Regions from separate parts of the Homo sapiens genome. Here all the other regions are linked to region 2. Evidence: chromatin loops called from intact Hi-C (ENCODE). Cell type or tissue: endothelial cell of umbilical vein. All regions are shown on one strand. Each heading gives the region's core, and the rest is flanking DNA. Links, peaks and the distances in the headings are about the cores only. Region 1 overlaps LOC102724877. Region 2 overlaps LINC02026 (long intergenic non-protein coding RNA 2026). Region 3 holds the start of LOC105374283 (a long non-coding RNA gene).

What was found. A loop is a pair of places that touch in the nucleus more often than their neighbours do. Peaks named below come from ENCODE experiments on the same cell type or tissue, not always from the same donor. Only the 100,000 strongest peaks of a DNase experiment are listed, where the experiment ranks them.
Region 1: a loop joins it to region 2, with 4 times the contacts of the local background. A loop is called at or near these places in 4 of 110 quality-filtered maps.
Region 3: it touches region 2 in a loop (5-fold over the local background); 24 of 110 quality-filtered maps call a loop at or near these places.

Annotation. Positions count from the first base shown.
Region 1 is chr3:194,084,045-194,094,016 of GRCh38, reverse strand. It overlaps LOC102724877, which reads right to left. Exons shown (of 6, transcript XR_002959666.2): 4 at 2,371-2,510. Among named protein-coding and RNA genes, the nearest start is that of LINC02028, 18 kb to the right of the region's middle. RefSeq lists a silencer at 6,923-7,217 and an enhancer at 9,368-9,417. In endothelial cell of umbilical vein, for the core only: no CTCF peak of the experiment used is centred there; DNase peaks (open chromatin) are centred at 4,306 and 7,106; H3K27ac peaks cover 1,744 bases.
Region 2 is chr3:193,964,913-193,974,884 of GRCh38, reverse strand. All of the region lies in intron 1 of LINC02026 (long intergenic non-protein coding RNA 2026), which reads left to right. Among named protein-coding and RNA genes, the nearest start is that of LINC02026, 34 kb to the left of the region's middle. In endothelial cell of umbilical vein, for the core only: a CTCF peak has its summit at 4,541; DNase peaks (open chromatin) are centred at 4,004 and 4,504; H3K27ac peaks cover 375 bases.
Region 3 is chr3:193,783,828-193,793,799 of GRCh38, reverse strand. It overlaps LOC105374283 (a long non-coding RNA gene), which reads right to left and starts at 6,548. Exons shown (of 4, transcript XR_924839.2): 1 at 6,406-6,548; 2 at 2,651-2,768; 3 at 2,195-2,307; 4 at 1,716-1,974. RefSeq lists an enhancer at 1,494-2,151. In endothelial cell of umbilical vein, for the core only: a CTCF peak has its summit at 5,513 (motif pointing left); a DNase peak (open chromatin) is centred at 5,469.

The DNA of each region.
Region 1 (9,972 bases), core at 2,173-7,172, 120 kb before region 2:
TGGCCATGCTCAGCAGGCCGGCTGTTGGGAGGACTAGGTCCCCGCCTGCCTCACACTGCCACGCAGGGGGATCCCAGGACCAGCCCCCTTCCTTCTCAGCCTCATTTCCTCTTGTGTGCAAGACAATCAATAGGAGTAGAGGCTGTGGCCTTCAGGGCTTCTGCTGTGTCCACGCCTCTGTCCCTACGACATGGTGCACAGAGTCGGTGCTCGCCGGGTGAATGAAGGAAAGTAGAAAAAGAAATGGAAAATTCGAGGTTTTCTTTCCGGGAAAGCATTAGACTCCATCTAAGTACCAGGACTTAGAGGCTCCTAAAGCTCCTAGGCTGCCTCTCACTACGAAGCCAAGCTTCCCAATGCAGGAATGACTTGCCCAAGGTCACTTTGGGTGTGGATGGCAGAACCAGGGCCACCTATAGTTTTTTCACTCCTGTGATCAAAGAACCACCCAGAAAAAAATGCTGTTACAGATTGGCATCCACTCTTGGAAATGCCCACTCGAAGGGCCACATCAACCCTCCTCCCCTCCCACCCCCTTTAAGGGTACATTATGACATTTCTGTGCAGCCCGTCCTGCTCCCATGGGGCAGAAAGCCTGAGGAAGGATGGGCCCAACAGCAACCCAGCAACCCAGGGGTTCAGCATTTTCCAAGGCCCTTGCTCCACCCGAGAGCCCTAGGCAGAGGCCTGGTCATCTCCCTCCGCCTCCAGGCTCAAGGGCCCCTCTTTCACCCCAGGACAAGGACTAGCCGGCAGGCTGGACTCAGTGGTGGGCAGTCTCTAAATCACTCATGCAGAGGTGGGAGAGGCCGCGGCGGTGGGGGGGATTTTCATAGATTATACTGAAAGAATGACAATGGTGAGGGAAAGGGGCCGGTTCCCACAGTGTCCAGTCACTCCTGTGAGGGGCTGCGGGAGCCAGGCCTGGCCGCCTCTTTCTCTCTGGGCAGCAGCACACACAGTTTTTAATAATTAAGTAACTTTAATTGTCCTGGGAAAGCCGAGCTCGCCTTGGGGCACAGTGCACAAACTCATAATTAATGTTACCAAGAGAGGTTAGCAAAGGAGAACTGAGAAATGATTCACTTTTTAAAAAGCGCCTCACTGTTAAGCCTTATTATCTGAAGTTTGGAACCTCATTTATCTGCTTTGAGGAAGAAGAAAAAAAAAAAAAACGACCCAAGACCCAGAAACAAATGCATGTGAAATTAAAACTCCATGCCTTTTAATGCAGTTAAAAAACATCAGAGAGGAAAATGTTGCCATTTATCGATTCCACCCTGGTGACTGAGGGAAGATTTCAGACAGAGGAATATAATTAATAAATAATAATAATACATTAATAAAAACTCAAGCTTTTTACTGCTATCTTGTTGCTTAGAAGTTATTTCATTTTAGGATTCTATAGAGTAACTTTTCCTCTTTAGTTCTTACGAGACATATACCAAACTCTGTGTAATTTTCAATGATTATTCATACGCAGTGACGCTAGGAAAGGGTCTTGCATGCAGGTGTTCAGTAAACATCTGATTAATTAATAAGCACATCAATAAGAGGGAAGAACCTCAAAAAGGAAAGAGTGTCCCAGCATAAACATGCGTGGTCAATATGAAGGCAAGCCCAGTCCGTCCTGGGAGACGTTTGCGATGGTGACAAAGGGAGGGTGGACAGAAAAATGGGGAATAAGGGCCTGGCACAGTGACTGTAATCCCAGCACTTTGGGAGGCCGAGGTGGGCAGATCACCTGAGGTCAGGCGTTCAAGACCAGCCTGGCCAACATGCTGAATGAAACCCTGCCTCTACAAAAAAAAAAAAAAAAAAAAAAAAAAAACCAGAAAAAAAAAAATAGCCAGGCATGGTGGTGCGTGCCGGTAATCCCTGCTACTCAGGAGGCTGAGGCAGGAAAATCACTTGAATCCAGGAGGCGGAGGTTGCAGTGAGCCAAGATCGTGCCATTGCACTCCAGCCTGGGTGACAGAGGAAGACTCTGTCTCAAAAAAAAAAAAAAAAAAAGAAAGAAAAAAAGAAAAATGGGGAATTAAAATATGGTGGTGGTGATATGGCTGGGAGGGGTGGTGGGAGGGAAAAGCCTTGAAACTTAGGAGAGGGTGTCAGAGCAAGAGAGTGAAACAAAGCAAAGAACTTGGGCCGAGTGTGATCCTCATGTATCATTAATAGCCCATAAATAGTATTACCTGATTGATTACCCTAAATTAGTGAGTGTGTTTCCTTAGGACGTCCTAGTGTCCCCACAGCACTGCCCTGTTCTTTCTTCCATTCAGACAGACGACAAATCTTTATATCCTAAATCATGAGAGTCCCAGTTTTTCCAAGCACCATAGTAGATTTTCCTCCATTTAGTCAACTCACATTGAGTGGATGCTGCTACGAGTAGTTCCAGATGCCAGTTGACATGGACATGGATGGAAACAGCTGGAATGCAGGCAGGACACTTTGGCTCTAAACCGAGGTACATAATTCCCTTCTTCTCTCTGAGCCTGTTTCCTGGTCTGTAAGATGGAAACGTGTGCATAGATGTGAACTCCTTGGGAGGTGAAAAATGATATTAGGAGTTCCTGAAGCAACTTTTCTAGGTGACTCATGGGATGGTGGAAGGACTCAGTCCTACCCAGAGGCTCTGTTCTCACCACAGGTCGACCAGATACAGCTCAGATGGCCCCTCCTCCCTGGGGTTGGAGTAGGAGCTGGGGAGCAGTTTGTGCCCTGAAGCCATCTGGAGGGTGGGTGAGCAATCAGGCCCTCTCCTGAGATCTTTGCTGTTCCCTGGGTGTGAGTTAATACCCAAGGAGAGGCTGGTGGGTAAATAATGAGGTGGTGGCTGATTGAGCTCAAGGTGTGATTCCTCTCAGGGGTCTTTATGTGTGAACAGACAACTCACAAAGAATGAAAGCTTTAAGACACGGAGGCATGAAGCATTTTCTTTCTGGGGCTGTCCGTTTGTGACCTCAGGCAAGCTTCGAAGCTGGGCCTCCATTGTCTGACACTAGGGGAAGGGGGAGTAGGGGGTACCAAGGGGCCTCTCCCAGAGCTTTGCCTGCGCAGAGGTTCCTGAGCACCTGGACACTCAGGCATGGAGATGCACTGGGGTGGAGGAGGGGTACAGGGAAACGGGGCTGGCCAGGCTCAGTGGCCACAAGTTAGAGGCACTCATGGAAGCTCGACTCAGGGCACGGGTTGGAAAATGCACTCTGATAATAACTCGCATGGCTAGTGCCAGCCCTTGCACTCCTTTGGAACACTAGGTGTTATGGAGTGTGTGTGTGTCCCTCCTTCACACAGTAGTGCACCATACGTACTGTCTCCATAAGTTGCTTTCTTGCTCTTAAAAACCATTTAAGAGCATTTTGGGAGGCTGAGGCAGGTGGATCACCTGAGGTCAGGAGTTCGAGACCAGCCTGGCCAACATGGCGAAACCCCATCTCTACTAAAAATACAAAAATTAGCTGGGCGTGGTGGAGCACGCCTGTAATCACAGCTACTCGGGAGGCTGAGGCAGAGAATAGCTTGAACCCGGGAAGCGGAGGTTGCAGTGAGCCAAGATCACGCCATTGCACTCCAGCCTGGGTGACAAGAGCAAAACTCCATCTCAAAAGAAAAAAAAAAAAGAAAGAAAACAAACAACAACAACAACAGCAATAAAAAGCGTATCCTGGAGACAGCTCCATATCAGAATGTAAAGTGGTAACAATCTTTTTTAGATGGATGGTTAGCATTTCATTTTATTTGACCACAATTTTCTAAAGTACTTGCTGCTGCTGGACGTCGGGTAGTTTTTACTACGTTGCCATTCACAGTCTAGCCTTTAACATTACCTGCATTACCTATTGATGTAATTTGGTGCAGTGAAAATTGCTGGGGACAAAAAAACTGAGATGAAATTCTATCCTAAATCTGTTTGAATTAGGTTTGACTCTAGGCAAGTGTCACTGCCTTTGTGGGCCTCAGTTTTAGCACCTGTCATATAGGGACATAAGACTCCATCTAGTACCGGGTGTCCCTCCCAGGATGTCTGTCTCTGACCCCTTGAGCCTCCCCGAACCCCAGAAGCAGCGGAGCAGCCCACAGAGGGTCAGCCCCAGCTGGGGCTGTGGGTGAGGTCAGTGGAGCTCGGTGGCTGGGTAAGCCTCTCCGTCGCAGATCTCGGTGATGCAATGTTGCACTCCAGCAAGTTTGGCCTTGCCCTCCCCTGGATCCAGCGTGACTCAGGGCCTGTAGCGTGGCTTCCCCCGCAGCAAATGAGCTGCAAGACACCTTTCTTGGCAATGGGCTTAACGAGGGCTCCCGGAATGTCTGATTACTCATCTGTTTTGCAACGGCAGCAAACTCCCAGTGAGAAGAGGCAGCTAGCGTGGCTTCCTTCCTGAATTAATGACTTAAGCATTATGAATGACTAATCAGTTCAGCCCCGAGCAGAACCGGGTGGTTAAGTTGGGGTTGGGGGTGGCAGTGAGGCAGATGCTGCTGGTGTGGGGTGTGCTTTCACCTCTGCTTGAATGCTTCTGGGCCTTGATGCTCTCCTTTTGGGGGTCAGAATTGGGGCCGGACGTCCCAAGACACTGACCTCCCCCTTCTCCTAAGGCCTGTCTACCTGCCACTCCTCACTGTCAGCTGATGGCAAGCTTCCCTTCCAGTCTTAGCTTGGGTCATGCAGAAGGAAATCTAAATGCTTATAGGGAAATCGCAGAATGAAACCCAGGGTGAGAGGGCCAAATGCATTTTGTATGCTATACTCTGCTGTGTACCTAAGAGGGATTTTTGAAATTAGTCTTATTTTATTTTAATTAATTAATTTATTCATTTTGGGACGGAGTTTCACTCTGTCTCCCAGGCTGGAGTGAAGTGACGCAATCTCGGCTCACTGCAACCTCCGCCTCCCAGGTTGAAGTGATTCTCCTGCCTCAGCCTCCTGAGTAGCTGGGACTGCAGGTGTGCGCCACCATGCCCTAATTTTTGTATTTTTAGTAGAGACGGGGTTTCACCATGTTAGCCAGGCTGGTTTCGATCTCCTGACCTCAGGCAATCCGCCCACCTCAGCTTCCCAAAGTGCTGGGATTACAGGCTTGAGCCACCCTGCCCAGCTGAAATTAGTCTTTTACTGGGAGAAAGGCATAAAGGTGGTGGGTAGCTTTCTTTTTTTGCCACACGTTTGGGATAAGAACTACAGATCAAGAACTTTAAGGAATTTTGCATCTCTTCTCTGGCTGGTTTCTTCGCCCCTCTTATCTCAGACAGCTTATTGCAGACTCTAGGATTAGTGGGGAGCAGGAGGGAATGTGTCCCCTTTAAGGCAAAGTCTCTGGTTTCACTTCCCAAACATCTGCCTCGCTCTTGGGGAGGTCCTCTCTGACTGGCTCTGAGCATATAAAGTTAATTTGTGTGGGGATTCCTGGAGAAAGGCCAACTAGAGTGAATTTTTGATGATTCTGTCTTAAGAGATGATTTCCACAAAGGCCAGGTCTATCCCCATCTCTTAGGTTGGGAAGCTGATGACCTTGTAAGCAACAAGGCCCTTCCGATGAGATGAACTTTGCTACCATTGTTGCAAAGAAAGTTTTCCTGCCTCCCTCCATTTCTTTTCTCAAGGTTCCCCTTTCGGGTCTGCCCCAGCCCGGCCCTCTGCTTTCCAGCAATCAGGCGACAATTCTTTGTGGTGCTTGAGAGCATGTCCAGATGATCACTGTGCAGTGCAAGTCTCACCTGGGCCTCACGCCGCTGGCCTCCCCTGGTCCCTATCCCAGAGGCCCTGACACAAGCTCCTTTGTTCTGGGCACTGGGTCCTGCCAGGCGTTCCCTCCTCTTGGCCCAGGCTCAGGTGGAGAGCTCTCCCCATGTCCCTAGCTCCTCAGAGAAGAGGGTCCTTTCCTGTTGGCTCCTTCCCCATGGCTCCACTTGGAAACTGCTCTCCTGATGGACACGCAGGATGTGCTGCCTCAGCCTGTGCCATTTTGGGCTTGGCCCACAGGAAGTTCTCTGAGCATCCAGGCTGTCCTGGACCACCTGTCTTCACCACCACGCACTGGGCCTTGCCTCTGGGGTTGGTATTGAGATGCTTTCATGGCTCCACCGTGGTCAGTCCACTCACACTCACCGTGGGCTCTCTGAATTTCCTGCGCTTCCCATCGTATCTCCTTTCCAGGACTTTGTGGGCTTACGTGCCCTCTCGAGGTTGAAGGGAATCGCCATTTAATACAGGGCTCTGGCCAACACAAACATTCAGTTGTTGAATGGATGCATGGGTGCATGGCTGTGATCTTGGGCATGCCCACATTGTCTTAAGAACTTTAAAATTGCCTTTTGCTACATCTGCCTGGACCAGCCCCTCCATCCTCAATCGCCTTCCTGGGCACAGGTTCGCTTTCTTTGGAACAATGGGAGCAAAGTTCATCTCATCAGAGGGCCCTTACTGCTTACAAGTTCATCAGCTTCCCAACCTGAGAGACGAGAATAGAGTCGGCCTTTGTGGAAATCATCTTTTAAGACAGAAACTTTAATGATTCAGAACAAGTCGCCCTAGTTGGCTTTTCTCCAGGAATTCTTTCATAAATTTACTTTTAATGCTCAGAGCAGATCAGAGAGGACCTCCCCAAGAGTGAGGCAGACCTTTGGGAAGCAGGCCTTCCCAAATATGAGGTAAAATGTATTTTTTCTCTTCCAAATTCAGAGTCTCTTAGCATCTGGATAAGCCTAAGTCCTAGTGTAAAATGCTCCAAGAGATAAACCCTGTGTTTCTCTCCTCTGCCGAGTGCCTCTCTGGGCCTTGGGCTTTTGCCCCTTTCCCCATTTACTATCCTCCAATCCACAGCCTAGGGGAGCACAGGCTCGGCTCTTAGTGCAGAAATCATGCCTTTTTAAGTAGAGCACCAACATGTCTATTTCTGGAGACTAGAGACAAAGCTAATGCACCGTCCACTTTAAGATCAACAATCTATTTGACTAAAGAGGATATTTTCTTTTCTGTTCTTTACCCTATCACCTTCCTCTGGGTGCTTTTCACACTAAGTGCCTGAAATCACAGGGCATGGGCAGTATTTTTCTCTTTAGAAATCCTTTTCAGGCAACTATGTCAAGAATGTTTTCCTACTTTGGGCTGGATGGGAGGGGGGCAGAAGAAAGAGGATTAATCCCCCAACATGGGTATTTCTCTGAAAACAGACATGCAAATGTTGGGCTTGTCAGACTCTAAAATGTTTTCTTTATTCTTGAGAATTACGGCATCCTGCCTGCTGAGCCTGGGAGGCCTGACAAACTGAGCACCGGCACCACGGTAGCAAAGCAGCAGAGTGTGGGAAAGGGAGGCAGAGGCACGCGGTGGGTAATCGGGACAGTGAGGGACAACCGCCTTCCACATCAAGCCACCCCTCCTTGGCACCGTTAGGTTGTAGCTTCCCTTCCAGGAACTGGAGATGGGGAACAGCGAACTGTCAGATACCAGTTCACAGACATGCTCATGATCACTCTGTAGGTTGGGGACCAGCTGGTATCACTTGGATCCTCGGGCCAGCTGGCTGAAGCTTATTCCTGCCAACTTGAGTATAACAATGGAGCCCTCGAGAGACTGTCTTGCATGGGATAGCCATCTGAGACTTCTGGCCGGGACTCTGTAGGGGTCTCCTCCACCAAGCGACTGGGATGGGTGAGGGGGTTGGATTTAGCAAGTGCTTCCCAAGAGCTGCTAAATAATTGCAAAGTTCCTCCCTGGGTCTTGCTATGGGGGCCTCCTAAGACCCGCTGTCCCTAGGCGATGAGTTCACAGCTTTGTGGGAGAGAGAGACAAGAGAACATGCAGCTAACAACCTGGGCTAACTGCAAAAAGAGAAGCGCAAACATTCTCCTCACCCTCCACCACCCCCGAATATGGTCAAAACATTTATACCAGGTGAGAGCATAGTATAAATATGTTACTGCATCTGCAGTGCTAGAGAAGAGCCATTTAATTTTTTTTTTTTTTTTTTTAGTTTTTGGTTTCTTACCCTTAACCCGAAAGGATGGAAACGGAACAGGAGGTGACCTGCCCTGCATGACTGAGGGTGCTTGCATTAGGCACAGGGTTTCACTGTGGGTGCAAGAGGAACCATGGAAGGGCTGCTCTCTGCCCCATCCCTGGATTATTGTTGTGAGGATCAAGTCGAATAGGGGTTATGCTTAGTTTTGTATGTTATAAATCAATAAGTAACTAAAACATAATATTATTTTCTTGATAATTGCAGGCTTGAGAGCTCAAAAGATGTTTTCAATTTATTGCGTACCTGTGTTCCCAGGCTATCTAAGGACTTCCCACATGTTAGACCCAACTAAAATCCAAGCTTGATGAGAGCAGGGAGTTAGCCTTCTGCCAGGAGTTAGCCTTGTGCCAGTCACATAGTGAGACTTCAATAATTTTTTTTTAATGGTAGAAAAAATGATTTCTAATCCTGACTGCCCCCTAGGGCATTAGCCTTGCTGTACAGATGGGAGTATGGAGGCTCAGAAAGGTTGAGTGACCTGCTCTAGGTCTCACCACTAGCTAGTCGGTGAGTTGGGGTAGGAGCTCAGTCCCTCTGTCTGTGAAGCTCAGGCTCTTCCCATGATGCCCAAGCTGACCTGGAGCTTTACTGAGCTTAGTTGTCCTTGACAGAGCAGGCTGCTGTGCCAGGATCATGTGGGATCCTAGGGACAGTTTCAGGGACAAGCAGGTTCTCCCTTCCTGGCTCCAAGGACAGTGTAAAAAGTCAGCCCTGATTAACCTTGTAAATCATGAGCTCTTCTTTTCAAAGAAAGGCAGGACAGTATCTGTGGCAGGCAGAATAATGGTAACTCAAAGACATCCACATCCTAATCCCTACAACCAATGAATATGTTATGTTATGTTATTGGCAAAAAGGAATTAAGGTTGCAGGAAGAATTAAGTTGGCTAATCAGCTGACCTCGAGATGGGGAAACTATCCTGGATTATTAAGGTGGCCCAGTGTAATCACAAGGGTCCTTATAATAAAAGAGGGAGGCAGAAGAGGCAGAGTGATGTAATGTGAGAAAGACTCAAGTGGTCATTGCTGGCTTTGAAGATAGAGAAAGGGGCCACAAACCAAGAAATGCAGGCAGCTTCTAGACGCTGGAAAAGGCAATAAAACAGATTCTCTCCTGGATCCTCCAGAAAGGAAATACCGCCTGGCCAATACCTTGATTTTAGCGCAGTGAGACCTGTATTGGACTTCTGACCCCAGTACTGTAGAATAATAATATACTAATATTGTTTGAAGCCACTGATTTTCTGGTAATTTCTTAGAGCAGCAATCAGAAACTAATACAGATTTTGGCAAGCAGCAGGCCTCAAGCAGGCTTAGCCTGTGCCCTGGACTCCAGGGAGAGACATGGTAGAAGCAGACACAACACTCCAAAGCTTTCTGGAAAGCTCCTCTTCAGACTGCCTCTTACTCCAGCCAGAATACAGAACCCAGGGGGTCACATGCTTTGAGCAGCTTCACAGATGTGCAGTGGCAGCACCTTAACCTGGGCCCACACCGCATACCTCTCACTTCCTGTCCTGGACCACAGCCTTGTGATACTGACACTTATCACTCTGCATCCTAGAACTGTGCAGGGTTATCCCCCACGGAGCTACCCTTGACCAACAGAGGACAGGAACCTATGGCTAAATGCTTCCCTCTTTCCACTGTCGGGTGGGCAGTTCTCAGATGCGTTCCACACGTTCTTTAGAAGTTCCCAAGGAATTGAGCACTAGTTTCTCCTGTGGAAGCTGCATTAGGAATGCATCTTTTTATTGGTTCTCCCCTCTTTCTGGTTTCACTCTTAAACTGTAACTCACTCCTGCTCCTTGGGGTCACCACCTGAATCAACACCACCTGTATGTGAACCTTTGCCTCCAGCCCTACTTTAGGCGGAAGCTGTGCTTGAATACAACAGCTGCTCTTCTAGTATTTGCCTGAAACTATATCCCCCCCACCGCCCCCCATC
Region 2 (9,972 bases), core at 2,025-7,024:
ACAGCTGTGCGCCTACAAGGCAAATGTTTGCAAGTCTTTCTGTTTTATTCTTCGCTGCAGGTCTTGTAATGTCCACTCAGGAGGGAATGCTTTGAACCGGGCATCAAGCTCTGGGCCGGATTCCAAGTCAGTCTAAAAACAGTCTGAGCTCCCCGCTCCCCCGACGCCCGGACAACCCCGGTCCCCTACTTGCTGGGCAGAATGGATAAAAAAGTGGGTTCTCCCTTCTGCCTGCCCCTCCCTCCTGTCGGGTCCTCACACTGCCTGAACAGCCCTGTGCTAAGCCAAGGCACGGACCAGACCAGGAGATTTTCTTATGGCAGAACATCTTCTCCCCATCTGGACCCCAGTGCTTTCTCACCAGAGAGACAAAGTATTCATATTTTAAAGGCTCCACGTAGCATGTCCAGAAATTTCCCATGTTCTTCAGCAGGGTAGGGGTGGGGAAAGGGCCCAATGAGGCTACGGACTTAATAGCTCCTAACAGCTGTGGAAAGTTTGATGCAGCAGGAGCACCCAGACAGAAAATTAAAAAACTAATAAAGTCCTCAGTGTGGGGGCGCTGGCATCAGGACAGCTTTACTTCTCCAGACACCTAATAAAGAGACATTCCGGGACACTAACTCATAAGGGAAATCCGCAGGGGTCACCGAGAACAGTGGAGAGCAAACCATGGAAACACAGCAGTCACTCACATCACTGCAGGGAAGTTTCGTTTGCTTCTCCTCTTTTTTCCCCCTTTTCTTCAGTTTAGAAAAATGGCAGGGTGCTCAGGACCCAAAGAAATACCACAAAAAGGGGTGATTCCAGAAGTCCTGGATGTAGAAACCTCACGTTCATGGGCAGAATAAGCGTGAGGCTGATGTTTGACACTTCCGGTGATGGTGGCTGCAGAGGGCATTGAGATGGGAAGGTGGTTTGGCTTCAGGAGGTAGCAGAAAAAGGGGGTTTTGAGAATTGAGGTTTATCCACCTGGATTTTGTGAAGTACCATCCTTACAGTGGGTTTTCTTTTGTGGATTCTCCCACTGGGGATACTTGGTCATTTTGGATCTGAGTTTCTTGTGGTCTGCTAGGTGATGGGTTGCTGGTTGAGACTTTTGGTTTTGAGGGGCATTTATGTTATTTTGACTTGGTTCTCAAGTTTGGCTGTCTATTTGAAGAAAAAATAAATGGTGACTTTGGGCATTCAGCCAAACCATTCATAGTCAGTTGTGGAGAGACTCCGTTGAGTTGGTGGTGCTTGTCTTCTCACACAGATAATGTACGGGTGTAAAAGATGGAAGGAACGAAGCAGCCAGTTAAGAAAAGAGAATAAAAAGTGGGGAATAAGACAGATAAAGCATCTGCAGTGTTGAGTTCAGTTCAAGTTTTTGAGAGAAGCTCAGGTTATTTATCACTTTCTGCCCATTATTCCAGCTAATTTGTAGTCTGGAGACCAGCAGTCAAACCTGTTCCTTGACATTACCTGTCCACAGCAGTGTTTGCAACTGAGTAATGTCACACTTGCTCTAGAAGAATATAGTTTCATATTGTGCAAATTAGTGAAACGGCTTTTGCATATTGATCTTAAGAGAATCCTTGTATAGATTCTCTGAGGTCTCGTGGTGTGAGGGCAAGAGAACGGGAGACAGGAGATCTGGGCCCAATCCCAGCCAGCACTGCCACTAACGGGACTGGGTTGCTTGAACAAGTCACTTGCCCTGCACGACTCAGTTTCTTGTTCTGTAGGATGAAGGGAGTGAGACATAACTTCTAAGGCCTCTGGCTGCTTCCACACACTGTGAGTCCCTGAGGTTGGAAGGTTGGTCTCTGCACTGGAGTTCCTGGCTCTCCTGTGTTAGAAAGAGTGTTTTCTCCTGGCTTTCCATTCAGTTGCGGCTTGGCAGAGGCAAAGCTGCAGTCTTTGGGTGTGTTGCAGGAGAGGTCTGTGGTTTTGTGAGCAAAATGAAATATGGGCTTTTGAACTTCTCAAGTTCAGCAACCCTTTTCTGGCCTTTACTGTTTCTCTCTGGGTTTCTTTCTGTCTCTCTGTTTTCATTAAAAAAGTTTTTTTTTTCCTCCATGAGAATAGTCCCATATTTTAAAAAAGAGCAATGTTTCTGTGGGGTGGGAATAGGCTACCTTCTAGTAGGGAACACTCCCTGAGGGAGGCCTGGGAGGTTGTGGCTCAATCTGAAAGGATCTCGACCAGTGCTTCGTAAAATTTGCAGCGCATGAGAATCACTTGAGCATCTTGTTAAATGTGGATTCTGGCTGAGTAGGTTTGGGTGGGACATGAGTTCTGCATTTCCAGCGAGCCCCCACGTGATGCTCGCTCATGGACCACACTTTTATTACCAAGGCTAGATGATCCCAAGTCAGGCCTCCCCTGAGCTCCTGTAGAGTGGAGAACTCACAGGATGGGGACACTGTAACCAGGTTCTTCAGCCTGGGGCTCTTCAGGCCTCTAGGTTCAGCCTCAGCCTAGAATGAACCTGCAGTCAGCTCTTAACATAGGGAATCTTATCCCCTGGAAGGCTGGGCTGTCATAAACTGGCTGGGAATCAGACTCTATGGAGGTTCTTACTTTTGCTGTCTGACCCTCGAATGGTTTTCTTTTTTCTTTTTTTCCTTTCTTTTTCTTCCCCTGGCTTTGGGAGAAGAAAAATTGGACTGTGGGGTAAAGAAGAACAATGCCTCAATTAGCTAGAAAGCTACAGTATTGAATTAAATGAGCCCCATGCTATGGCTCATTAACAACATCCTATTACTTAGCAAGTCTATAACTAGTGTTTCAGCTAAAGAAAGAAATGTAAATCATTTAATACACCTTTCCTAATTGAGCTGTGCACCAGGGGCACCCTCCTAATGGTATTATGGCACCAATTACCTCATCAGAAGAGAAGAGCTGCTTTTATGACAGGTTTTGGAAATTAAAATGGCAGAGAGATGTCTTTTAGGAGGAGTAATTCTGGGCTGGGCTGTGCTGAGCAACGAGCAGGGGCTGAAAGGGCACGTGGGGCCCGGGTGCTAAAGGCGGGACGGTGACCCCTGTCTGGTCTGACCCCCATCTTGGGGATGAGATCTGAACTTAGTCTTTTCATACTGTCTGGTCAAGAATGTGAGCCACAGTGGCTCTTGTACTTCAGTGTGTATAAAATCCACTGGGGAAGCTTGTTAGAAATTTAGATTCCAGGGCCCCACCCTGAGATTCTGACCCAGGAAGTCTGGGCTGGGCTCCAGCCAAACCATACTTGTAATAAGACCTCTGGGAAACTCCCTTGCAGAAAGCTGAAAGACACTGTTTCGAGAAACATAGCAGAGAAGGTCCCAATGATTTCCACCAAAACCCAACTACGTGTCTGCAGGTTCCTCTATTACTAGGGGTTTTACCCGTCCCAAAGACCGGATTGAATGAGACTTATTTTGGTTTGCTTCTTCAGACACAGCACAGCTACCTTCCTCCTTTTCTCTCTGCTTAGCCTGCTTTGGTTGGTACATGGGGTAGAGCAGTGGGGCAAACGGGGATGACTGTTTGCTTGGGTGTTCACTCTCTGTGTGATGTCGGGCAGGGCATTGTACGCTTGGGGCTGCAGTTTCCGCACCTCAAAATGTGCATGGTCAGGTAAAGGGTATGAACACGTTATTGATCAAGACACTTTGTCTTTTTTGCGACTCAGTTTTCCTTATCTATAAGATGAGAATGTTGCGCTTTATGAATTTGGCGAGTGTAAATAGGAACTGAGATTCTCTTTCTGGCAGCTTTTCATGGTTTCCTTTCTGTGGCAAGGAAAGGAAGAACTTCAACCTCCAGATTTTGTGTAAATATTGAATCTATAGCAATGGTTTTGTGGAGTGTTCCAGTTTCCTAGGCTGATGATTAATGTGGTTTTCTCTGTGAGTGTTGAGCCTTCTCAAAAGGCTTTTCCTGCTATTCCTGTGAAATGCACAAAGGCAAAGTGTTAGTCCTGCTTTTTTCTCTATTGCCATGTGGAAGGGGGAGCAGATGCATTCTGCATTCCTCACAGGGCAGAAGACATGTCAGCTGACAGACGTGGGGAGGCAAAACTGGCCTTAATCTGATATGAATTTCCTGACAATTACAATGACCTCCCTGATCCCAGACCTTTGCTGGCTTTATATTGCCTATCACATCACACACAGACTTCCCTGTTTGGCCTGCCGTGTCCCCATCATTTGGCTTGAGCAGGCTTTGTTAATCCTATATCCTCGAAGTAACTTGAATTGTGGGGCTTTAACTCACTTTTATTTATTTATTTATTTATTTATTTATTTATTTATTTATTTATTTTTATTATACTTTAAGTTCTAGGGTACATGTGCACAACGTGCAGGTGTGTTACATATGTATACATGTGCCATGTTGGTGTGCTGCACCCATTAACTCGTCATTTACATTAGGTATATCTCCTAATGCTATCCCTCCCCCCCTCCCCCCTTAACTCACTTTTTTGATGCTCGCTCTCCAATCCACATTTCCAACTAGGTCCTATTCTACATGTTCAACAGCCCGCAGAGCTCCCCCAGTGGACTATGTTGTCATTACTACAAACCTAAAACGTCCTCAGGCACATCCATCAACTCTCCCTTACCCTTGTTGCTCTTCCCATTGATCTCTAGTTCCAGTTGCAGAAGCATGGTCTAGGGTTAGGAAATGAAACATAGCTTGGAAGATCCCAAACCTCCTCATTTTATTAAACACTCTATAGCTAGAATCTATTGCTTTGAAATAGCTCAGAGTTTAATAGTCAGAAGAAATCTTTTCCAGTTCTTACAGCCCATACCGTTTCTTCTTCCAAATCAACAATGAAACGTCTCTAGGTTTTATAGCTTTTGGGTCTGGTTAAATCTCATGTGTAGGAGAGAATGGTCTGTTGGCAGCACACGTGCAAATGGGGTGTGTAGACAGCATAAGCCGAGTGTAAATCCATGGTAGGTGCATGCCAAAGAAGGTCACATATGTCCGTTTTCATTAAGAAAAAGTGCAGCCTCTTGTGTGAGCAAAGGTATTGTCCTGATCAACTTGCACTGATTGAAACATGCCTGGGGTGCTTCTTAACTTATTATTATATTATCGTATGTGTATTACCTTTCCGAGCTGTCAAAGATGGTGACTTTAAAGTCGGCCATTACTAAGTCATTTCTATCCATTTCTTTCTGAATTTCCACGAATTCTTGCTTTATTTGTTTTTATTCTACATTATGTGGCAATTAAAGCATCATGACAGTTATTTACATGCTATTCACTTTTTCAATATTTATCTAAATGTCATGTAAGTTTTCCGTTTTAAATTCTACTTTGATACAAAATATTGTGACCCTGTTTTCTTTACAAATTGAGTCTTTGTGCATGTGATGTATTTGCTAGCTTATCCTTTCTTATTCTAATGCTTTTCTTTATTTGAGGTATATATCTTGGGATGATAGCATATTGATAAGTTTAGTTTTTCAAATATGGGAGCTAAAGCCACTTACATTTGTTATCACAGTTACCATTTTTGTTTTAACTTTAGTCCAGTTGCTTATGCTTTCTGGATTTTAAAAATATTTTCTTGCTCTCTGCTTAAAATTGTTTGTGTTATGTTGTTTGTATTTTCTATTTTTCCACTAGTGATATGGAAGGTATAGGTCCTATTTTAAAATTCTATTGGGATTGCCCTGAAAATTTTAAAAATACACGAATCTATATTTTCCCAATTTTTGATTTTTAAAAATGCTACCTATTGATTGTTTCTTATGCAAGGTGAAGAAATAACCTTTTATTTTCCCCTCCTTCCTAAGTTCACTCAGTTTCTTATTTTATGTATTTAATTTTGGACTTTAGACTCAGGGGTTATCTTTATTTCCAACGTACTGTTTTATAAACATTTTCAAACATACAGAAAAGTTGAAAGAATTCTACAGTAAACACCCACGTGTCTACCATCGCCATTTTCCTATACTTGCTGTATCATGTTCTGTCCATCTATCAACCCGTGTTTAAAACAAATGCATTTCAAAGTAAATTGAAAATATCAATTGCTGTAGTTTGATGTTTGATTCTTCCAAATCGCATGTTGAAATTTGATCCTCAATATTGGAGGTAGGGCCTAGTGGGAGGTGAGGTGGGGCCTAGTGGGAGGTGAGGTGGGCCTAGTGGGAGGCCTTCAGGTTGTTGGGGTGGATCCCTAAGGAATAGATGAATGCTGTCCCTGGTATGGGAAGGAATGAGTGAGTTCCTGCTCTATTAGTTCCTTAGAGAGCTGGTTGTTAAATAGAGCCTGGCAGCTCCCCTCCTCCTCTCTCTTGCTCCATCCTTCACCATGTGGTCTCTGAACACGCTGGCTTCCCTTTGCTTTCACTATGAATGGAAGCAGCCTGAGGCTTTCACCAGATGCCCAGTCCCTCATCCAGCTGAACTCTGAGCTAAATAAACCTTTTTTCTTTATAAACTACTCAGTCTCAGCTATTCATTTATAGCAATGTAAAACAGACAAAGACATCAATATACTTCTTGAATACTTCTGCATAAATATCATTAACTAGAGTTTAATAATTGCTTGCAGTATTTTTCTTTGAGGCAAAATTTACAAACAATGAAATACACAAATTTTAAGTGTGCATTCATTGAATTTTGACAAAGGTGTGCCAGTTATTATTTTAAAAATTATTTTCTCTTTCAAGAATTACTGTTTTGTATTTAAAATGTCTTTTACAACCATACTTTAGAGGATGTTTAATTGATTTTTAGCAACCACTATGACAGCTGGGCATGCTAGCTCATGCCTGTAATCTCAGCACTTTGGGAGGCCAAGGCAAGAGAATCACTTGAACCCAGGAGTTCAAGACCAGCATGGGCAATGTAGTGAGACCCCCATCTCTACATTTTTTTTTTTTAACTGAGCATGGTGGCATGTGCCTGTGGTCCCAGGTACTCAGGAGGCTGAGGTGGGAGGATCCCTTGAGCCCAGGACACAGAGGCTGCAGTGAGCCAAGATTGCACCACTGCACTCCAGCCTGAGCAACAGAGTGAGACCCTGTCTCCAAAAAAATAAATAAATAAAATAAAATAAAAATAAAGTAACAACCATGAGTTCCATTTCATTAGAACTTCTCCATTTTTCGTTTTGAATAATTTCTAGTTGGCTGGAGTATGATTTAAGTAGTTTTTTCAAAAGTAATGTCAGTGATATGGCTTAGGAATCTGAATAATTGAAAATTTTTGTAAGAAAATGTAAAGAAATATAAGAAATTTTTTTCAGACATGAATGACAACTTAAATGAGTTTAGAATTCTTGACTAGCAGGCAATTTTTTGCACTCAAAACTATAAACATTTCTCCATTTTCATCTGATGTTTAATGTTATAGAGCTATCTGATGCTAGTCTATATTTCTATCTTTGTAGGTAAGCTAACTTGTTTCCTGTCTAGGTAATTGTAAAATGCTCTTATTGTTCTTGAACTTGAGTTCATCTGCTAGTTGAAGTCTTTAAGGTAATTTTGCCAGGTACTTCGTGAGATCTTTTGATGTGTAAATGTACATTTTTATTCAATTATGGCAGACGTTGGTAGTGGTTCCTCCAAATCCATAGTTTTCTTCTTAGAAACATAATTCCTGATATGCCTATGGACACATAGCTGCATGGAATAAAAAATATTTCGCCTTCCTTATGGTTTAGTTTCACAGCTGTCACGGATAGCTGACCCTGGTCTTAATGAAAACATCAGCTCAGGAAAGTTTTCTTCTTTTATATTTTATTTTGTTTGTTTTATTTATTCTGCTCTTCCCCGCGCCCCAGGAACATCTCTTCTTTGTGATTTCTATATTATCTCTTCTTCAAACGCAACAACTTTTCTCTCATTTTTTATATCACTTTGCCTTTTTCCTCCTTATTCCATGGCAGTTTTTCAGGTTTCTCTCCTGCATTGACAATTTTGTCTTGTCTCAGTGCCTGTTCTACTCTTTCTCGCTTTGAGTGAAAATTGTAATTTACTATTTCTGTTTTAGTTTCCTTAACTTTTGTGATTTTGTGATTTTTCGCCTCTGCTGAGCCAGTGCCCTGCTCATTGCTGCTTTTATCTCTCATTTTTCATCATTTGATTTATCTTTTATTGGAATTTTTATGGAACCTAAATCTGAGTTTCCTAAATTTTGTAATTCATGTTTGCTTTTTAGAAAGATACTTTCTTTTTCTTTTTCTTTTTTTTTCCTTTTCTTTCTTTTTTTTTTTAGATGGAGTCTCACTCTGCTCCCCAGGCTGGAGTGCAGTGGTGCCATCTTGGCTTGCTGCAACCTCCGCCTCCTGGGTTCAAGCGATTCTCCTGTCTCAGCCTTCCAAGTAGCTGGGATTATAGGTGTGTGCCACCATGGCTGGCTAATATTTGTACTTTTGGTAGAGATGGTATTTCACCATGTTGGCCAGGCTGGTCTCAAACTTCTGACCTCAACTGATCCTCCCACCTCAGCCTCCCAAAGTGCTGAGATTACAGGCATAAGCCACCGCGCCCAGCCAGATACTGTGTTTTTCTGTATTTTGAGCCTAGTTTTTCTGTCTTATATAATCCCCATGTTGGTTCTCTTTTACTTATAAGAAACGAGAAAAAAGTATGTCTAGTTCTGCTGTTTGTTCATAAACAATGCGAGTACATTTTTTTTGATGGAAGTAAATTTATGTGACTGCTTAAGACGTGCAACAGATGGAGGGGAGTAGAGAAGAAGCTGGGATCAAGGGCAGACAATAGGGGACAGAGGCAGAAGGAGGGAGCTGGAATTACCACAGGCTTAGGGAGAGGACTGGGGCTCCTTGTCTGCACCCTTCTCTACCAGTGATGCAGCTGCTGGGTCCTGTGCTGACTTTCTGCATTTCATTTTCTTTCTGCCTGACTTAACACTAGGATGAAGCTGTGTTTTCTTCTATCTCCTTCCTTGAGTTGTTGTCCACAAGGTGAAGTTGGCTCCCTTGTATAATATCCGTGTAATGGAGCCATTGTGCTTATGCCGGGGTCTCCTACTGCTACTGCTTTCAAATGCTCCTCATCTACAGCTGAAGCAAGTCCTGGTCTTCTTACCTAACCTGCACACGACACTCCCTCAGCCCTCCAAAACTGAAGTGGGGCAGTCATGTTTGGTGGGGATCTCAAGGTCCTTCTGCCCTTTACTTCCTATAACCACTGCTGTTTTTGAGGAAGAAGAGCTGCAAGACTGTCCACAGTGTCTCCCGTCCTCTGGTCCCATCTAAGCCATATTGAAAAGGATGGTGCCAATTTCTACCATGTGGAAGGTGCACTTGCCTTGTTCCCAACATTGCTGTAGTACTTTTTCTCCCCTTTCACCAAAGCTTTTCCTTTTTTATGCTTCTCTGGGTTGTTTCAGAGGGGCTGTTGGTGTAGAGGAAGTTAAACACTTAAATGCAATGCCTTGTTACCCAGAGGTCTATAAAACACATCCTTTAAGGCTTTTTATATTGTGAGAGCATATATTTTATGCTATAAATTTATTAAAAACCATCTGAGTCTTTGCAGCAGCACAGGACTTGGAGTCAGAAGACATGAGCTTCAGCCCTCACTCAGCCTCCCATTTACTCATCTTTAAAATGAGAATAGTACCTTGCATGGAATGAGATCAAGAATATGAAAGCATATCTACATCCTTAAAAGGTAAAAACACATAAGACATGGCAGCCATCCTTTCTTTCTCTTTTTGCCTCTCAGGCTGAGCCCTGTGGTATGGAAAGTAATTGATAAATCCTTACTGTTAGTTATTGAAAATGAAAGTCCAGGAAATACTGAAGAATAACTAAGGAGAGAAAAGGAGTGAAAGAGTAATTGAACACATTATTACTATCTTCTTTGATATTTATGTTTATAAGCTTTCTTTGAACCTGTGGTGTTGTCTGCCTAGAAAGTCCCAGATTTTATTAACCATTTTCATATTTTCTCTCCAATCCTTCCTTCTAACCCTGTCATTCCCCTAACACTCAAAATTTATTGT
Region 3 (9,972 bases), core at 3,253-8,252, 180 kb after region 2:
AAGGACACATGGTTTCTTGTATGATGTTTGAAATTTTGAAAGTATGTCACAAATCCCTACTCCAATCCTCATGGACCCCTAAAAATTCTAAGGATCCCAAATGAGGAACAAATGGGCTAAAACACAGTTAGAGAAGCCTTCTGTGTCCAGTGTTGTGGCAAAGATGATAGAGCCCCAAAACCCCTGTATATAAAAGAAAAGAGAAAAGAAAAGAAAAATGTTACAACACTGGTTTAATTAGCCCAAGCTCAGGCTGTGAAAGCTCAGGCCTTTGTCTTTCTTCTCTGTTGGAGGAGACGGCTTTTTTCCGTCCTTCCCCTCCATTTAATCTTGCCAGTACCGGAATTCACTGAATAGCTCAGCTCTCTCCACCAACAAATACCCAAAATGATGAATAACAAACAACTCACCTATCTTTTCGATGGTTTCATTTACGAACTTCCCTAATACCTAAGGATTATTCTAGACTTCAAAGAATGCATTTTCTATCCGACTTTATATTTTTAATGTAGTGATAGAGTACTTACTATTTTCCAGGCAAACAGCAGACACGCAACACATGCTTGCTGAATGTATGAATGGACTCTGTTAAGCATTTCCACATATTCCATGTAATTTAACTCTCTCAGCAGCTCTGTAAGGTAGGGAGTATTCTTCCCATTTCCCCACTGAGGAAACTGAGTCTGAGGCAGGTGCTATTAATTGTTCAGAGTTATACAGCTAGTAAGTGGTGAGGCTGGCTTGAAGCCAGATCTTTTGTCCATACATCCCTGGGCAGGTGCCCTACAGGGCAACCCCTTTTGGATTCCTGGTGCTCTTCCCTTGGGTGTTTCTGAATGAGCTGACCCTCTCTCTCCTCCTCACCATCACCAGCCCTACCCAGTTCATAAGTCTAACCTCCAGCCGTCTTCTGTCTTGCTTCAGTATTCTTTTGGACATATCTTGCCACCCTGATGTTGTCATTCTGCAACATCTTATTTGAAACTATGGACAGCAATTCCCCCAAACTTTGTAGCAAGTTCTTTGCAATGTTTTGGTGGGATCACACAGCAGCCCTGTTAGGAGCGGTCTCTGCAGTCTCCTCATGCATCCCCTCACTGGGCAGACAAGCACAGCCCCAGGGCCGCTTGGAGGTTCTCTGTCTTTGGCAACTGCACATGCATGAATCTATTCCTTCATCACTACACCTGGGTCACTGTCAATTTTGGAACCACGTTACATTTTTTTTCCCTCTTTCAGAACCTAGAAGGGGCTGGGCGCAGTGGCTTAGGCCTGTAATCCCAGCACTTTGGGAGGCTGAGGTGGTGGATCACGAGGTCAGGAGTTCAAGACCAGCCTGGCTAACATGGCAAAACCCCATCTCTACTAAAAATACAAAAATTAGCCGGGCGTGGTGGCAGGCGCCTGTAATCCCAGCTACTCGGGAGGCTGAGGCAGGAGAATCACTTGACCCCGGGAGGCGGAGGTTACAGTGAGCCGAGATCATGCCATTGCACTCCAGTCTGGGCGACAAAAGCAAGACTCCGTCTCAAAACCAAACCAAACCAAACAAATACCTAGAACTGAGAAGGTCCCTTTTGAACAACTGGTCCAATGCCTCCATGGTTACCGCCCCCCACCACACCCCGCCACACACACACCTATGCCCATTTTACAAATAAAGAAACTGAGGTCCCTGAACTCCTGGATAAAACGTTACATCAGAGGACACAAAAAACAATGAATAACAAATGTTTTTTTCTTGGTGATTGATAGTGGAGGTATTTGAAAACATTCCTTTTTCTAGGATAGACGAGCAAAGAACTCATGGGCTGATGGCCCTCAGTATTCATCCTGTTATCGATGACAAGGCCTGTGTCGTCCCTGCCTCTATCAGCATGCTAGCTCAATTGCTCAGCATGTGGTGCCGATTGGAGTGCTCTTGCTCCACCACTTTGGGGCTGAGTGCCCTGAGACAGGGCCATGGTAAGACTTCTAGAAGAGAAACAGGAAGAGGAAACCTGTTAGTCAAGTATTTCAGCTTAGTATAAAGTACCTCCATGGCACGTCCGTGGCCTTGCATGCAAGCACACACAAACACACACACACACACCATCCTGCCCCTTTGATTCAAATAATTATATCCATAATACGTTGTTTAATGAAAAAAAAAACATCCCAAGGCTAGTGTTTGGGGACAGACCTCCCTGCTTACCTGGTTTGCTGAGAAAATTCCAAGATTTAGAGTCAGAAGAAACGGGAGTAGGATCCTGGCTTTGACGTTTACACAATGTTCAACCTGGGGCGAGTTCCCTTTGGAGTTGTTTCCTGATACATAAAATGGAAATGCCACAGCATTGTTCACAGTGGTGTTGTGGGCACTAGAACAATAAAGCCTGTGAAAGCCGTTTGCAAACTCTAAAGTGCTGCCCAAACAGGAGTACAATTAATACCAGATTTTTACTCCAGGGACCTTCTGGGAAATTCATGTGCTCTGGGGTAAGGGGATCTCTCTCTTTCAGGGCTATTCAACACATGTGGACAGATGTCTTGTCACAGTGCTAGCGGGCGAGGGTGAGGCAGAAATGGGGATGGTGCAGGCTCCGTCCATTCTATTAGTGAGTCCAGGACTACCCTGAGTATGGACTGCCTCTTGAAGTAGTGAGCTCACCATCACTGGAGATATTTAAGCATGGAACAGACAATCGCTTTGCAGAGAAGCAATGGAGGAAATCTAAGCATCAACTGGATGTCGGAATTGATGACCTTCGAGGTTTCTGCATACTTCTCTGGTTTTATGGAAAGGAAAAAGAGAGTTCCATTCAGCAGGGTGTGTGGTTTGAGTTCTGCCAGGGGGTCATCATTCAAACACAAGACAGTGCAGGTCTTTCTTGGGGTCTATGGATTCATGCTGGGGGAGTGGGAGAGATGGACACACAGCAGAGCTCTGAGTGACTACAGGACAGAGAGGTGCTCCGGGGCAAGGCAGTCACAGTGTGTGCATGCCCACCCAGTCCACGCTGCTGCTGCTCACCCTTCTCTAGGGTAGTGATGCCCACATGGCTTGTCCACTCAGGAAGCCATGGTGGTTTCTCCATGCCTGATGCCCAAACTTCTTCACTTGATATCCGTCACCATCCAAGGACTGCCTCCAGCCAACCAGCCTAATCAGCCAAACTGACCCTCTCATGATTGCTAACAAGCCATGGCTCTCCTTCCTGTTTGCCTTCCCCCACCTAGAATGCCTTGCCCCACTTCTTCCACCTCCCCAGTCTCTGCACAGCAGAAGCACTCATCCTTCTAGGCATCACTTTAATGCCACCACCTCCAGGAACTCCTCCCTGATTGCTCTCCCCCCTATTCTCCAAGTGATTTTTCCCTCTGAGCTCACTTCATCTTTCCTTCTCTTGTAGGGCTTATTCTCTATATTAGAGCTAATTGTGGGTATGTTCTGTCTCCCTCTACCAAAATTTAAATCCCTTAAAACCAAGTTCTCTGTCCCTCTATTCCCCAGCAACTACCCCAGCACCTGGTACCTTTCCCAGCACCAGCAAGTGTTTGATGTTGAATAAGTAAATAAACAAATGCACTTCTACTTCCAAACACAAAAATCAGCAGCAGAACGAACTGATGGATTCATTCTTCTCTCCCTGAGTGCTAAGTCTGCAAAATGCCACATCTGGAACACAGATAGAAGATCTAAGGGATGTCAGCAAGAGGAGATCACTGGAAAATGGGGAGTACAGAGATAACATCAATTGGTAATGTGAAATCATCTAATAAATGGATCGGTGATTAATCACCAATTAACCACAAGTCCCAGGACAGATTTTCGAAAGGTGCTCAGAGTTATTGGGCCTACCCAATAAAAAATTATAGTAATCATGACCTGATTTAATTTTTTAACACTGTTTTACACTACTCTCATGGGATAGTCAGGCCAAATGCAACCTCAAAGGGAGGAGTTGGGAGTGGTGGTGTGATGGTGTTGAAAACACTCTAGTCTGGGAAACAGAAGATGTGGGCTCTCTCTTAAGCTCTGCAACCAATTTGGTATGTAGACTTGTCAGAATGATGACCCTTTCCTTCCCCTTCTAGCCTCCTGTAAATCACAGTGGAACTAGGTGCTCCCTCAGGTTAGAGAACGTGTCTGGTTTTTCCATCTGCCTTTGCAATGCTTTGGCTGTTTCCCACTGACTTCTAACAAAAGGCCCTCTGGGTCTACTTAAACACTGGCCAACTAACAGCAGCACATTGCTGGCCAAAGCAAGGTTGACTGGTGAGAACTGTGAAATGGGAGTCCTGAGAAAGAGAGGGCTCCATCAACTCATGAGCCAGGATCTGCCCTTCAGTTTTGATGTTACAGTCACTGGAGATCATTGAACAGGTTAATCAAAGCCAGTGGTCCTGGGTTGGATTCCTTGCTCTGCCATTTTGTCTTTTGGTGCCTCAAGGCTCCCACAGATAAACTGAGGCAACATCTTTGAGCCAGGCTCCTGGACTGCATATTTGCTAAGCTGGCCACAAACACTGCTTGGCCTTCCTCAGAACCCAGTGGTGGGAAGCAGCCCTCTGCGGTGCAAGGAAGAAAACCAGGGATGTCCCCCACCCTCTGCCACCCACTGCCCAGTGCAAATACAGTGCCCATCCCTCAGCAGCAAGTAATTAAATGTTCCCAGGGTGGCCTGTAAATTCTTCACTTCTCTCTTTGGGAGGTAGAAAGGAAAGGAATTCCTACTGAATATTTCTCTATTTTTCTATCTGTGGGTGAATGTGGGTTGAGAGACTGTGTATGTGTAAGCATGGCCCCCCAACCCTGTGCCTTACACAACTAGGTATTTACACACCAGATGAACCCTGCAGGGAAAGGCAAGTCCCCAGCTGCTGTGGAATTTTAAGAGATCTTTCTGGAATGGCCTTATGGGATGTCTGGTTCTAATTGCCTCCATCAGCCAGAGCTGGCGAGCTGGCAGGAGCAATGAGAGGTGCAACTGAACAGATTCCAGTTCACATCAGACCCCCAGCCCTGCCAGAGTCCCCCCAGGGCCAGAAAAGAGAACAAACGTGGCCAAGACGGTGGGTGTGGTGTGGTGGAAAGAACACTCTGCTGGAAGTTGGAAGGCCCAGCCTGCGGCCCAGCCCTGCTGCTAACGCCCTGCCTCTCTTTGGATCCATCACTTTCCTTCTCGGGACTCCAGTTTCTCATCTGCTGAATGAATAGTGAGGACTGGCTGATCTCCAAGGCCCCTTTCTAGTCTAAGATTCAGTGACAGAAATGTCAAGTTCTCATTGCGGAGGGGAGACATTTTCTTCTGAACTTTAAAATCAGGTGCTCTGCATTTTAGATCTTTAAGAAGAATGGGGAAGGGGCGATTTCATTTCTACCCACTATAACCGACCCTTGTCCCAGCCCCAGCCCCATTCCTTCTTCTTGCTGGCTGGGTTGGCTGGAGGTCTGAGCGCTGACCCCGCCACAGAGGCAACAAGATCCCATAGTTCCTTAGTGCCCCCTATAGGCCCCAAAGGCAGTCACACTGAAACGGGAGTGTCCGTGAAGCCACCTTCTCCCCAGCAACACAGGGCTTCGTCTGCTGCAGAGCCTCCGACTTTAGAGGCAGGTGACACAAATGGGCCCCTAATTTGTGATGAATTTCTTCTCTTTTGAGCCTGTTGTTGTTTTAAGGCTCAGACTAAAACCAGTTAACCAATAGCCCCAGCAGGCTGGGATTTGAACACCTCACAGAGGGTCACCAAATAGCAAATACTTCTAGTCCTGCACTTGCCCCGCCAGCCCCTGCCAGGCCCCTCGCCCCACTAACCCCTGCCACTGATGCTTGCACATCTCCAGTGACTGGGAGCTCTTTTCTCTCCAAGTCCATCTGGATCAGTTAGGAATTCTGTTTAGCTGGTAGTAAGAGTCCTAATTGGAGTGACTTTGCCAAATTGGGAGTTTATTTGCCCATCTAAAAGACATCTGTAGATAGGCTGCAGCCTACAAAATGATCAATCATTACCAGAGCACAAGCCTCGCATCAGCCCTGTAACCTCATGGGCTACTGCAGAGTCCCCTGCAGAGGACTACGGGGAACGCCAAAGGCCAATGCAGCGCTCTGCCCACCAAGTCGGGCCCCTTGAAGACCCACGTCATGACTTGTGCTTGCGTCTCGTTGGCCATCCTTGCTGCAAGGAGGGCTGGAAATGTAGCCTCATCACCACTCCAGATAAAACTGGAATCCGATACTAAGGAAGAAAGGGGGAATGGACACTGGTCAGCAAGGAACAGGCTCTGCCACACCGCCCGTGTGCCTTGAGAGAAGTACCGAATGGGGTGGCAGCTGTGTAGTTGCCTCTTCCGGATGCTAACCTCCCTCTGTCTGCAGAGCAGGCGTGGACCTCTTGTGTGCTGCCTCACCTGGGTGTGCTCACCTCATCCAAGAGAACTCCTTGCCTCCTCACACAGGACCAGAGCCTTGCCAAGTTGGTTGGGAGAGATAGTATCTGCCAGATCACTCTCGACTGCAGATGATGCCAGGGAGTAAAACCTCCAACTTCCCCAGAGCCAGGCCTCTCTGGTGCTTTCCTGAGAGAGAACCACGCCGGCTCACCTACAATGACCCAAGCCCAACTCCAACACGCTCCCCAACCCCCACCTCCCCACCCACCTCCAGCGCTCTCCGCCAGGTCTAGAACCAGTGGATATCTCTTGCCAGCAGCCTCTGGCAGCTTTCTCCTAGTCTCCCCGCCCCGTGGGGGAGATCCTCATTCCACGTTTTAATACACACTCACTCCACAGACAGTTCATTGCTTTCTCTCCATTTGTTCTGCTGGGAGCCAAAGCCACTCACCAGTTCAAAGGAAAAAAAAAACTTTTCAATGTTTAAATTTGATATTTAAAATTGTAGATGTAAAACACAGACAAAACTGACTTGGTGTTCTTAGTTTGGCCCAGCTAACACCACAGCTAACTTCTTTTCCTTCCTTCCTTCCTTCCTTCCTTCCTTCCTTCCTTCCTTCCTTCCTTTCTTTCTTCTTTCTTTCTTTCTTTCTTTTTCTTTCTTTCTTTCTTTCTTCTTTCTTTCTTTCTCTCTCTCTTTCTCCTTCTCTCTCTCTTTCTTTCCTTCCTTCCTTCCTTCCTTCCTTCCTTCCTTCCTTCCTTTCTTTCTTTCTTTCCTTCTAGATGGAACCTCACTCTGTCACCCAGGCTGGAGTGCAGTGGCGCAATCTCGGCTCACTGCGACCTCCGCCTCCCAGGTTCAAGCGATTCTCCTGCCTCAGCCTCCCAAGTAGCTGGGATTACAGGCATGTGCCACCATGCCCAGCTAATTTTTGTATTTTTAGTAGAGACAGGGTTTCACCATGTTGGCCAGGGTGGTCTCGATTTCTTGACCTCATGATCTGCCCGCCTCAGGCTCCCAAAGTGCTGGGATTACAGGATTTTTTTTTTTTTTTTGAAATGAAGTCTTGTTCTCTTACCAAGGCTGGAATGCAGTGGCACAATCATAGCTACTGCAGCCTCAACTTCCTGAGCTCAAGTGATCCTCCCATCTTAGCCTCCTGAGTAGCTGGGATGACAGGCACATGCCCAGCTAACTTATTTTACTATTTGTAGATATGGCGTCTCCATATGTTTCCCAGGCTGGTCTTGAACTCTTTCAAGAGACCTTCCCATAACAGCTAACTATTAATATTTAATCAGCTGGCCTCTGGTTTTCTGGTCTCAGATGTCCCAGGTCCACCAGGCTTAGAAGGGAGGCCATTTCTTCCATCAGGCTTGGAAGGGAGGCGGTTAGTTCCCAGGCTCTGCAGCATTTGGCGAATGTCCTTGGACTGCTGCATGGTCACTTTCCTATGAAGAAAACTGAGGCACAGAAAGGCTCTCTACGACAGTTGTCCCTTACCCTGGGCCAAGATATTCAGGGTAGAAGAAGGGCCCAGGTGAAGGGAAGAGAAAGCTGGGGGCAACACAGTGGGCTCCATTTGGGGAACCATTTTCTTTTTCTTTTCTTTTTTTTTAGACGGAGTCTCGCTCTGTCTCCGGGCTGGAGTGCAGTGGTGCAATCTCAGCTCACTGCAACCTCCGACTCCTGGGTTCAAGTGATTCTCCTGCCTCAGCCTCCCGAGTAGCTGGGATTACAGGCATGCGCCACCACACCCAGCTAATTTTTGTATTTTTAGTAGAGATGGGGTTTCACCATGTTGGCCAGGATGGTCTCGATCGCCTGACCTCGTGATCCACCCACCTCGTCCTCCCAAAGTGCTGGGATTACAGGCGTGAGCCACCGCGCCCGGCCTGGGGAACCATTTTCTAAATCTCCCAGGCATGCGTCAGGTCTTACTGTGTCTCCATCTGCACTTTTTCACTTCAACGGCCATCTACATTATTCAATAACTGCACCAATTGTTCGTTATACGAAACTGCATTCTCTTTACAGAGCATCATTTCAAGCAGGCTTCAGTTTTTGCCACGCTTGTTTGACGGGGTCTAAATGTGCCTATTCTTCCTTCCTGTCACTTTCATCCATTCAGTTCTCTCATGAGACTGAACATGTTTGAAGAGAGAGACCCTTAACTATACAATCAGACTAGGATTTCCCTTTAAGATGGAGTTTCCAGGAATGAACTCTGCTTAAAAGCAGAGACCACCTCTTTGGGAATGTGAGGGAGAGAAATAATCAGCTTCAATTTGTGAAGAACCATTTATCATGAATGCTCTGAAACCATGTCTGTTTTAGATCTTTTCTCCAGCATAATTCAGTGATTGCACATATATCATCGAAGCTTCCTAGACTCCTGGGCTCAGCAGATGGCCCCCCAGAGGCCAGCTTTTCCATTTCTCATAGTATACTTAGGCAAAGACAGAGTGTCATTTTAGCACTTTCCTAGTTGGTATTTTTAAAAATATATTTTTGTACTGTTTAATGCTAGGTATTTAATACCTGGGAGTACTTAAAACCCTAATGGCAAGTTGAATTATCACTGCTTTGCAGCCATGGAAGCTAAAAGAAAGCTTAGAAAAAAATGATTTGGTGCATGTGTCATCTTCAGTTCAAGGTGGAAGGAGAAACCTGAGTCCTTTGACCGTATCATATTGACAGCGTGACTTCTTCCTAGCGCATCTGAGTATATTGAAGTTATTATTTAGAAAACTCAGCCAAGTCTCTCTGTTCTCAGATGCTCAACTCTAATGCCTCCAAAGCACAAAATCAGAGTAGCTCAAATAGGGCAGCAGCTTAGTTTGGATAAATCATGTCAGTCCCTGGATGATTACTGTCCTTATAAAGTAGGGGTCACACCCCCCAAAGAGCAGTGCAAAATCTCTTGGAAAATGTACATGGGAGATGCAAAAAAGAATGCATCTGCAGTCATCTCTTTATATCTATGTGGAGATTATCTGTTTAACAAGCATTAAATGAGAGGTTCATCTCTTTTTTTTTTTTTTTTTTTTGACAGAGTCTCATTCTACAGTCCAGGAATGCAGTGGTGTGATCACAGCTTGCTGCAACCTCTACCTCCTGGGCCAAAGTTGTCCTCCCATCTCAATCTCCTGAGTAGCTGGGACTGCAAGCACACAGTACTAGGTCTGTTTTTTTGTTTTTTTGTTTCTTTGTAGAGATAAGGTCTCACTGTATTGCCCAGGCTTGTCTTGAACCCCCGGGTTCAAGCTCTCTGTGTGTCTCAGCCTCCCAAAGTGCTGGTATTACAGGTGTGAGCCACCATGCCCAGCCTGCATTGTGTTTTGTCTTGGGTTCACAGTGTAGGGTTCACATTCGGACCACTGGTGCAGAAGAGGGTAAATTTAAACCCCTTCAAGTCACAAACTTGCAGGTATACGTGCTAAGTGAATAAAAGGAGGGAGTTCAAGTGGCTCACAACTATAATCCCAGCACTTCGGGAAGCCGAGGTGAAAGATCGCTTAAGGCCAGGAATTCAAGATAGCCTGGGCAACATCTCAAGATCCAATCTCTACAAAAAATCTAAAAAACTTTTTAAAGG